2 separate regions of the Homo sapiens genome follow, and region 1 is linked to region 2. Evidence: chromatin contacts called from ENCODE Hi-C data. All regions are on one chromosome and are shown on one strand. Each heading gives the region's core, a stretch centred on a gene start or an enhancer-like site at or near the end of the contact. The rest is flanking DNA. Distances are from core to core; before and after follow the strand shown. Region 1 holds the start of CCNT2-AS1 (CCNT2 antisense RNA 1). Region 2 overlaps LOC105373622 (a long non-coding RNA gene).

Region 1 (5,410 bases), core at 1,026-3,525, 2.6 Mb before region 2:
TCTAAACCATGAAGCCTTTCCTTCCATTTCAAAAATAATATTCTGAGGATCTTTCCTAGGATTGTTTTCTTAGCAAATAAGTCCTAATGACTATCCACAAATAGCAGAAAGTCTTCTTTGGTCCATTTTTCTACACATACCTTTCAGAATAATATTCTAAAAATAACTATGATAAAAAGTAACAAATAAAGACAGAATTAAAGCAGAGTTAAACATTTCTAAACAATATGCAATTTTCTTTAACACACACAACACAGTATGCGTGTTACTCAACATACACCAAACTCGTATCTTTCATAAATGAAATTAACATTTCAACAAAATGCCATTACTCTATTTGTCAAGGTTTACAGGTTATATACCTTAATATTCAGGTGTAAATTTTACTAATAATACATAAACATACTCCTGACGTACTATATCTGAAGCAAGAGTGGACGTTTGAATCACCCAAAATTTTAGGAGACAACTGATGCTAACGTGATAAACAGAAACGTTGACATCTTAAGAAATTACTAGGTTAGCAAATGAAGAAATGAATTATTTCTACTAAATAGCTCTTTCAAAAGAATGTCATAATTAATTTAATCTCAATTGACAGTCTTTTAAACAATGAGTCCAACATAATTAAGATGTATCACAGAACGACCAGGCTTGCCCAATTCCACTGTACATCACTACTGAAATTATTCAAATGTTAAGTATAGAATTTAAATGAAGAAAACCTATGTAATAACTCTGTAAAGAAATAAATGTTTTTCTTTTTTAGCTTAAAAGGCCTGGCAGAGCTTAACAGTGCCTTGCAGTTTAATTCATCATAAATTTTAAAAACACAAAAACACCGCATCTGAAGCAAAATATTTATCACGTGATATACGTTTACCGTTAATTCAGAACACTAAATCCAACAACGCAATGACCAACTTTTTTTCTGCGTATCGATTTACCCTCAAATTTGCGGACAGTAAAAACAGACAACTAGTACTTACATTTTTGTTGAATTTGGTGAAAGAATGGTGCATATAAAACCTGTGCATATAAACAATCGCAGTGTTTATTGTAAGCTGAGAGCTGGAACGTAATATTTAGGAAATATCTGACAAAAGCAAGATCTCATTCCCAGAACAATTTTGATGGAAAATTCCCAGGTTCTTTTCCAATACCTCCCATTCAAATCCAAACCCCAAACTGGAAATAAAGAAATAAATGCCCGCGGGGGGTGGGGCGGCAGGAAGAGAATAGGCTTGACGCCAAATAAATGGGAATAAGAACTGCTGATCTTTTCACTCTAACAGCGCTGAGGGCCCTGGAACTATTTATCAATGGCTACGACTAACTAAACTCAAAATGAAACAGTTGAAACGCGCGCGCACACACCCATACAAAACCACGCCAAGAACATAAAGAACTCCAGTACGCTCCCAAGGTAGAAGAGAGCCGCCATCAAGCCGGCGACGAGAGCCGGGAAAGGCTGCGGCAAACACTTAGGCCTTTCAGCATCGCTAACCCTCCTACCTCTCAAACCCTTCGGGGTCAGGGACAAGTCCAGGGAGCCGCCCCTTTTCTGCAATAATCCCTAAAATTCCTCTTTCGCCTGAGCCACACTCCCAACCCCCGCCGCCACCACCACGCGCTGCCCCAAACAGATTACACAACGCAGGCTCCTGGCCCGCATTCCTGGGGTCCTATCTCCTCCTCCCTTCCTCTGCTGACCCCTCGCGACTGCCCGAGCCGGAACATTACTTCCCTGACCGCGGCGCCGAGGCCCAGCGAAGGCCGAGGCCGGCGGCGCCATGTTCGCGGGGCACCAGGCCCGGCGACCGGGCAAGGGAAACAGGGCGTGAGCGGCGGCGAACAGAAAAGGATACACATTGAGACGCTGTCCCATCTCCTGGATGAGGTTGGCCGCCTGCTGGCGGCACGAGAGCTCTTTATCCGCCTCCACTCCGCAGCGGCGGCTCGGCGTGTTCTCCAGCTGTTCCCGAGTAAAGAACCAGCGAGAAGAAGCTCCACGGCCCGACGCCATGACACTTCCTCCTCCGCCCGCTCCTTCATTCACCCCCCGCCCCTCCTGGCTCGCGGACTCCCCGCCAAGGCGCGCGACCCCGCCCCACTCCGCTCGCCGTAGACCACGCACCACCCTTTTTCACCACCGCCTCCGCCCTTGCGCATGCGCGGGGCCCGCTCTACCGACTCGCCCTAGTCTTTTGCTTTCTTTTTCTGCCCTCGGCCTCGCTCTTGCGCACGGGACCACAATGCTCCGCGCCGCTTGTCATTGGGAGGCGCCGAAGGTGGAGAGGTCGGCTCGGAAGGAAAAGGTCGGCGCAGCGCATGCCGGGTCTAGGGTTGGCGGGGCGAAGGGGTGGGGAGGGAAGGGGCGGGGAGGGGAGGGGAGGGGAAAGTGGGAGAGGGTGGACTCTGGCCGGTGTGAAGAGAGGCGGTCGGGCGGCTGCGCTGTGGGGGCCTGGGCGTGTACTTCGGAGGCCCGTCGGGCGCTTCCTTTAGACGGGAGGTCTAGCGGCCCTTTAAAAAGAGAAAAATAACCTTCACTGTCGCAGCCTCACGCCACTACTTCCATTTTCCTTTTGGGCGGGTCCGCGCAGTCTCGTAGGCGTGCGACTCCGGCCTCCGCCACCAACAGTCTCCGCCTAGCGCGCGGCTCTGGCGTTGAGCTGGCGGGGAAAGAGTGCACAGGAAGTCACGCTCCATGGCTGTCCGCACCTGAGTGCTTTTTTCACCCTACATTATCTTGTTTAAATCCCAGACCACTTGGTTTATTTTTATTTTTTCAAATTACTTGGCAAACGCTATCCAACTAGCAACGAGAAATTGAATTTCTAAATGAGGTGTTGAATCTAGACGGGGCGTGTTTTCAGGCTGCGCTGTGGTTTCTGCGAGACAAGGTTGGGGAGAATCAGATAGTGCAGGAGGAACTGAGTTAAAATTTTATCTTTAGGATTTGATGTGGGAACATCCCACATACCTGTTGATTAACTCCTGTATTTCTTCCTGTAAGAAAATGCCACTGAGCTTCACTCGGAGTTTGTGTTGTGAATAGGGTTTCTAAGTTTAAAGTCTTAACTATTTGGAGGCCGGGCACGGTGGCTCACGCCTGTAATCTCAGCACTTGGGGAGGTCCAGTGGGCCGATCACTTGAGGTCAGGAGTTCGAGGGCAAGGGCAACATGGCGATACCCCGTCTCTACCAAAAATACAAAAATTAGCCAGGTTTGGTGGCGCGCCTGTAGTCCCAGCTACTCCCGAGGCTGAAGTGGGAGGATGGCTTGAGCCCAGGAGGTGGAGGCTGCGGTGAGCTAGATCTCGCTGCTGCACCCCAGCTTGGGCGATAGTGCAAGACCTTGTCTCGAAAATAAAAAATAAAGTAATATCTATTTGCCAAAGACCATGGAGGCAAGTGATTGTTATGGGGCTCCCACGCTCAGCATACTGCATTGCACAAGAATATTGATTATAGTAGGCAGTTTTTGTAACAGTTGCTATTTCATACTCACTTCCCTTGCTTTACGTTTTATGTTGCTTACAATTTCTGGAATAGATTGATTTAAAGCAACATTTTAAAAGTGCAAACCCTTGGCCAGGTGCAGTGTTTCCCGGCTGTAATCCCAGCACTTTGGGAGGCCAAAGTGTTCTAGACCAGCCTGGGCAACATAATGAGACCCCACCTCTACAAAAGTTTTTTAAAAAATTAGCTGGATGTGGTGGCGTCTGTAGTCCTAGCTCCTTGGGAGTATCGCTTCAACCTGAGAGGTGAGGTTGCACCCCAGCCTGGGTGACAGAGTGAGATCCTGTCACACACACACACAAATAAAAGAAGTGCCCATCCTCAACATCCATTCATGATAAAAACTCAGCAAACTGGGAATAAAGGAGAACTTCCTCAACTTGATAAAGAGCATCTACAAAAATTCTGCAGCTAACAATAGATTGTTTCTGTTGTGAGAAACTACATTCTTTCCACCTAAAGTCTGACACAAGGCAAGCATGTCCCCTCTCACCAGTCTTTTCAACGTGGTACTGGGTGTTCTAGCTAACAAGAAAAGTAAATTAAAAGTATATACATATTGGGAAGGAAGACATAAAACTTCTTCTGTAAAATTTTAGGATATAAGGTTGAATACAAAAGTCAGTTTTCCTATACACCAGCAATGAACAATTGGAATTTATAATTTAAAAATGCCATTTACAATAGTACCGTCTCCCAAAGTAATACAGGTTGAGTATCACGTATCTGAAATGCTTGAGACCAGATGTGTTTTGGATTTCAGGTTTTTTTAGGTTTTGAAATATTTGAATTATAAACTTAGCCATTGAGCATCCTAATCCAAAAATTCTAAATCTGAAATGCGCCAATGAACATTTCCTTTGAATGTCATGTGGGGGCTTGAAGTTTTGGGTTTTGGAGTGTTTCTGATTCTCAGATTTAGGGATACTCAACCTGTACTTAGATATGGATCTAGGCAGGGCGCAGTGGTTCACACCTATACTCCCAGCACTTTGGGAGGCCAAGGTGGGAGATTGCTTGAGGCCAGGAGTTCAATACCAGCCTGGCCAACATGGGGAAACCTTGTCTCTACTAAAAATACAAAAATTAGCTGGGTGCGGTAGTGCATGCCTGTAATCCCAGCTTCTTGGGAGGCTGGGACACGAGAATTGCTTGGACCCAGGAGGCAGAGGTTGCAGTGAGCCGAGATCACTCCACTGCACTCCAGCCTGGGTGATAGAGCAAGATTCTATCTCCAAAAAAAAAAAAAAAGATATGGATCTGAAATATGTACAGGATCTATATGCAGAAAACTATAATAAAACTCTAATGGAAAACAAAAAAAGATTAAATAACAGAAAGCTATTCTGAGTTCATAGATTAGAAGAATCAATTTAGATGTCAATTCTTCCCAGGTTGATCTACAAATTCAGTGCAATCCCAACCAAAATTTCAGCAAGTGATTTTGCACATATTGACAAATTGATTCTAAAACTTCTATGTAAAGGCAAAAAACCCAGAATAACCAACACAATACCAAAGAAGTTGCACTGACATTACCTAACATCAAGCTACAGTAATCAAGACGGTGTGGTATTTGAGAAAGAATAGACACATAGATCAATGGAACAGAATAGAGAGCCCACCCATAAATGGTCAACTGACCTTTGACAAAGGAACAAAGGCAAGTCAATGGAGCAATAATAGTCTTTTTAACAAATGGCGCTAGAACAACCGGAAAGCCACATTAAAAAAAAAAAATCTACATGCAGACCTTATACCTTCCACAAAATTTAACTCAAAGTGGGCTGCAGACCTAAATGTAAAATGCAAAACTGTAAAACTTCTGGAAGATAACATAGGAAAAAATATAGTTGACCTTGTGTTTGGCAATGAGGTTTTAGATGCA
Region 2 (5,150 bases), core at 2,460-4,959:
CCCGTGAGGGGGTGCTGGTGGTGGTGGTGACTCTGGACACAAGCTGGGCCCTTCCCATGGATTGCCCCAGTTGTGGCCACCCATGGGGAGCCCAGTGGGTGCTGGTGTGTCCTGTCTCGCTCTGCGCTGTCATGCGTGTCAGCGTGGGCAGGGAGTGATTGGGTCAGTGGGTGGCAGGCGGGGTGGTTCATTCCCCCACCTCCCCCGCAGCCCCATCTGTCTCCTGTCCCCCCCTCCGTGGAGGTGGCGGGCCGCGGGCTGGTCCCCGCCACAGGGGCCACGGTTCCATGCAGCACCTCCGCCGGTGCTTAGCAGCCGACTTATAGAACTGTGTGCACCAGGGGAATCCAACTGTTTAAACAAAGCATCGCGAAGGCCCTCGGGGGGTGTTGCAAAGTGATTTCTGCCCAGTGCTCTGAATGTCAAAATGAAGAAATTCAATGAAGTATGGGTAAATGGCGGAAGTAACTATGGCTCTCTTAAGGTAGCCAAATGCCTCGTCATCTAACTAGTGACGTGCGTGAATGGATGAATGAGATTCCCACTGTCCCTACCTACTTACTATCCAGTGAAACCACAGCCAAGGGAATGGGGTTGGTGGAATCAGTGGGGAAAGAAGAACCTGTTGAGCTTGACTGTAGTCTGGCATGGTGAAGAGACATGAGAGGTGTAGAATAAGTGGGAGGTCCCCAGTGCCCCCCTATCCCCGTGAGGGGGTGGGGTGGGGTCCTGTGGGCTGCCCATGGAATACTACTACTCTGATCGTTTTTTCACTGACCTGGTGAGGCAGGGGGTGAGCCCCTAGGGGCCCTCCCTTCTGGCGCCAAGTGCCCAGCTGCACGCCGGCCGGGTGTTGACCCGTCCCGAGGACAGTGCCAGGTGGGGAGTTTGGGATAGTACACCTGTCAAACGGTAATGCAGGTGTCCTAAGGAGAGCTCAGGGAGGACAGAAACCTCTTGTGGAGCAGAAGGGCAAAAGCTCGCTTGATCGTGATTTTCAGTGCGAATACAGACTGAAAGCTGGGCTTTGACGATCATTCTGACGTTTTTAAGCAGGAGGTATCAGAAGTTACCACAGGGGATAACTGGTTCGTTGCGGCCAAGCATTCATAGGGATGTTTTTTGATCCTGTAATGTTGGTTCTTCCTATCATTGTGAAGTAGAATTCACCAAGCATTGGATTGTTCACCCACTAATAGGGCATGTGAGCTGGATTTAGATCGTAGTGAGACAGGTTAGTTTTACCCTCCGTGATGTGTGTTGTTGCAATGGTAATCCTGCTCAGCATGAGAGGAATGGCAAGTTCAGACATGTGCTTGGTTGAGGAGCCAATGGGGTGAAGCTACGGTCTGTTGGATTGTGACTGAACGCCTCTAAGTCAGAATCCTGCCCAGGCGGAAGGATACAGCAGCACCGTGGAGCCTTGGTTGGCCTTGGCTGGCCTTGGCTGGCCTTGGCTAGCCGGTTCCCCACCCCCGCTGGTGGGCTGCCTCACCCTTGGTGGGGTGTGCCCCACCATGTGCTAGGACTGGGTCCGGTGCAGAGTGCCCTTCCTCCTGGGAAGGGTGTGGCTGGAAAGGTGGCCTCCTTGCCCGTCATGCAACACACGTTCGTGGGGAACCTGGTGCTAAACCATTTGTAGACGACCTGCTTCTGGGTCAGAATTTGGCCACACATGGCCAACCTCCACTTGTGGCTGCTCCTCGGTCGGGCCTCTGGGGTCGACCAGCTGCTGCCTGAGGGTGTGAAACAGCTGGCAGCTAGCCATGTCCCAGGTCGACCGGCAGGCCCTCTGGACCGAGAGGTGTGCAGGGGTGCCTGTTGGGATGAGCCGGATCTGGAGCGTCCGCATCTCAGTCGGAACCTCCAGGGTCGATCAGCTGCTGCCAGCGAGCTCCGGACTTAGCCGGCGGCTTCCTGTGTCCCAGATTGACCAGCAGGCGGCCAGTGGCGGTCCCACTGGATGGTGCAGCGCACCCATGTGAGGGCACCTATCCCCGTTCACGCGCGGGTGGCCCTCACCAGCCTCAGCCTTTGGTGGAGCTGGGACCACGTGGAACTCCCTCTCCTACATTTTTTTCAGGCCCACTTTGTTTGCTTCCGCCGTACTTTTCAGAGGGAGTCACTGTTGCTGTCAGTCAGTAATACTTCCTCCTTTGGTTTTTTTGGTTTTGTCTTGTGTGTGTTTTTTTTTTTTCCTTTCTTTCTTTCCTTTTTCTGGGGATGGAGTCTCGCTCTGACGCCCAGGCTGAAGCTGGAGCTGGAGTGCAGTGGTGCCTTCTCTTCTCACTGCTGCCGCTGCCTCTGCCTCCAGGGTTCAAGCGAACAGCAATTTTTGTATTTTGAGTAAAGATGGAATTTCACCATATTGGCCAGGCTGGTCTCGAACTCTTGACCTTCCACCCGCCTCGGCCTCCCAAATAGTGCTGGGAGTAGTACAGGCGTGAGCCACCAAGCTCGGCCAATTCCTTTTTTTCTTCAATCTTATTTTCTGCACGCTGTTGTGTATAAACATACATTTATATATATATATACACACACACATACACACATACATACATACACACACATAAATATGTAGTGATAAAACTATATAGATATTTCCATAATTAATACTTGTTTATATTATAAATGTTAATTTTAATGTATGAATATGTATTAAATGAAAACCCATTTCATTTACATATACATGTGTATGTATATCCTTCCTTCCTTCCTTCCTTCCTTCTTTCATTTATTATTTTTTATTTTCGCTTATTTTCTTTCCTTTTTGGGCCTGCCTGGTCTTCTCACTCTGGGCCCTGGTGACAGCCTCCCAAGTAGCTGGGACTACAGGGATCTCTTAAGCCCGGGAGGCAGAGGCTAACGTGGGCTGTGATCGCGCACCTCCACTCCAGCTTACGTGAGGTGGGGTGAGGTGGGGTGAGGAGGAGTGGGGTGGGGTGGGGAGAAAACAATTGATTGTGATCTTAATTACCTTTTAGCTTTATTCATACCCTCTTATTTGCTTGTTTATTGTCATGGGTTATTCTATGTCATTGTCATGTTCATCATTTGCTTGCTTGCTTGCTTATTTCCTTCCTTCCTTCCTTCCTTCCTTCCTTCCTTCCTTCCTTCCTTCCTTCTTTCCTTCTTTCCTTCCTTACTGGCAGGGTCTTCCTCTGTCTCTGTCGCCCAGGATCACCCCAGCCTCAACGCTTTGGACCGACCAAGCAGTTGTCCTGCCTCTGATCTCTCCCATCCCCATTACTTGGGACTACAGGCATGCACCACAACACCGGTTGACTTTTATGTTGTTTCTCATGTTTTCCGTAGGTAGGTAGGTATGTAGGTATGTATGTATGTATATATGTGAGTGAGATGGGGTTCGGGGTTCTATCATCTTGCCCAGGCTGGTCTCTATCTCCTGTTCTCAAGCAATCCACCTGCCTGCCTCAGCCGCCCACACTGCTGCTATTACAGGCGTGAGACACTGCACCTGGCTCATTCTATATTTGCCTGCCTGCCTGCCTGTCTATCAATCATCTTGTTTTTAGTACGGATGCACTCTCGCTTTGTTTTCCATGCTCTGTCACACATAATCTATTTTTAAACTTCTATGATTATTATTATTGCAGGTGTCATCTCACATGTCGAGGTGATGTCAAACTTTAAGGCTCCAGCGATCCTCCCACATCGGCCTCCCAGAGTGCTGTGATGACACTCTTGGGCACAGTATGCTCTGGTCATATTTCTCATGTGTCGGTTCTTTCCGTTTTTAGTATAGGGACTGGAAAGGAAATTTTGAAACGCATCTCACCAATCTGCCTTTTCTTTCTTTCTTTCTTTCTTTTTTTTCTTTAGACGGAGTTTCACTCTTGACGCCCAGGGTGGAGTACAATGGCACGATCTCAGCTCACTGCAACCTCCGCCTCCCAGGTTCAAGTGATTCTCCAGCCTCAGCCTTCCCAAGTAGCTGGAATGACAACAATGTGCCATCATGCCTGGCTAATTTTTCTATTTTTAGTACAGATGGGGTTTCTCCATCTTGGTCAGGCTGGTCTTGAACTTCTGACCATTGGAGAATTTTAACTTTCTTGGTGGTTGTTTTTCTTTTTTTTTCTTTTCTTTTCTTTTTTTTCTTTCCTTCTCCTCCCCCCCACCCCCACCCCCAGCCTCCCAGGTCCTCCTCCTCCTCCTTTTTCATTTCCTTCAGCTGGGCTCTCTTACTTGTATTGCTCGGTTGCTCACGCTGGTCTCAAACTCCTGGCCTTGACACTTCTCCTGTCACATCCACTGTCTGGTTGTTGAAATGAGCATCTCTTGTAAAATGGAAAAGATGAAAAAAATAAAGAGAGAAAAAGCACGGAGTGAACGTTTCTCTTGCCGTCTCCCAGGGTGTACCTTGGACCCAAAAAGACAGCGGGAGCTTGGCTGAGTGGGTTTTCAGGGCTAAATCCTCCTGAGGGCCTCCTTCCCTCTCCCCCTTGTCCTCGCTTCTCCCCCAGCCAAGGCTCCCACCACGGCCATGGCATTTTCCATAGGAGAGGTATGGGAGAGGACTGACGCGGCTTCCAGATCTATATCCTTCCAGACGTCTCTGCCTCAGCGTCCCCCACTGGCCACCTGCCACCTTTCAGGGAGCTCTGAGGCGGAAGCCCCCATCACGTCCCGCTACCCTCCCACAGCTGGCCTTTGCCAGGCAACGGCAGGGGAAGCGCGTTGACGCTGCTTTCGAATCCTCCGGCAAAGACTTCCACCAGATGCCCCGCGTGGGCCGGATGGGATGAGACTGGACCACCCCGGACCGTGCTGTTCTTGGGGGTGGGTTGAGGTACAGGGTGAGCTGGCAGCCCCAGCATTGTAAAGGGTGCGCAGGTATGGAAATGTCACATAGGATGCCCTCCTTCCCATCAGGCTGACTTCAGCTTCCTCAGGCCTGAAGACAACTTCACATCAGAACCTCTTTTCTTCCCTTTCTCCACCACACACATGAGACGCATGAGAGGGAGAAACAGCTCAATAGATACTGCTGACCTTCATTTGTGGAATCCTCAGTCATCTACAGACAGACAGGTGACTAGACAAGGACCCAAATCAAACACCATTTCCAGGTCCTCATGGTGGGATTGGTCTCTCTCTCTCTCTCTCCTACACACACACACACACAC

The links. A loop is a pair of places that touch in the nucleus more often than their neighbours do. Pooled maps may share reads with other maps.
Region 1: a map with no recorded cell type shows a loop between it and region 2 (9-fold over the local background). The contact joins the promoter of CCNT2-AS1 here to the enhancer-like site in region 2. A Hi-C loop is called at or near these places in 1 of 168 maps with a recorded cell type or tissue (naive thymus-derived CD4-positive, alpha-beta T cell), 1 of 37 single-sample maps with no recorded cell type and 4 of 50 pooled maps.

The regions. Positions count from the first base shown.
Region 1 is chr2:134,915,471-134,920,880 of GRCh38, reverse strand. CCNT2-AS1 (CCNT2 antisense RNA 1) reads left to right here and starts at 2,275. Exons shown (of 5, transcript NR_036549.1): 1 at 2,275-2,318. It overlaps CCNT2 (cyclin T2), which reads right to left and starts at 2,059. Exons shown (of 9, transcript NM_058241.3): 1 at 1,869-2,059; 2 at 990-1,071. The coding sequence starts at 2,026. RefSeq lists enhancers at 1,460-1,549, 1,760-2,029, 2,180-2,339, 2,417-3,090, 3,100-3,149 and a silencer at 2,350-2,419.
Region 2 is chr2:132,275,195-132,280,344 of GRCh38, reverse strand. It overlaps LOC105373622 (a long non-coding RNA gene), which reads right to left. Exons shown (of 3, transcript XR_923341.3): 2 at 4,210-4,301; 3 at 3,446-3,769. It also overlaps the pseudogene RNA28SP. Among named protein-coding and RNA genes, the nearest start is that of MIR663B, 21 kb to the right of the region's middle. Within about 2 kb of position 3,709, at least 2 of the 41 ENCODE cell types and tissues checked have a DNase peak (open chromatin) inside an H3K27ac peak, as active enhancers do.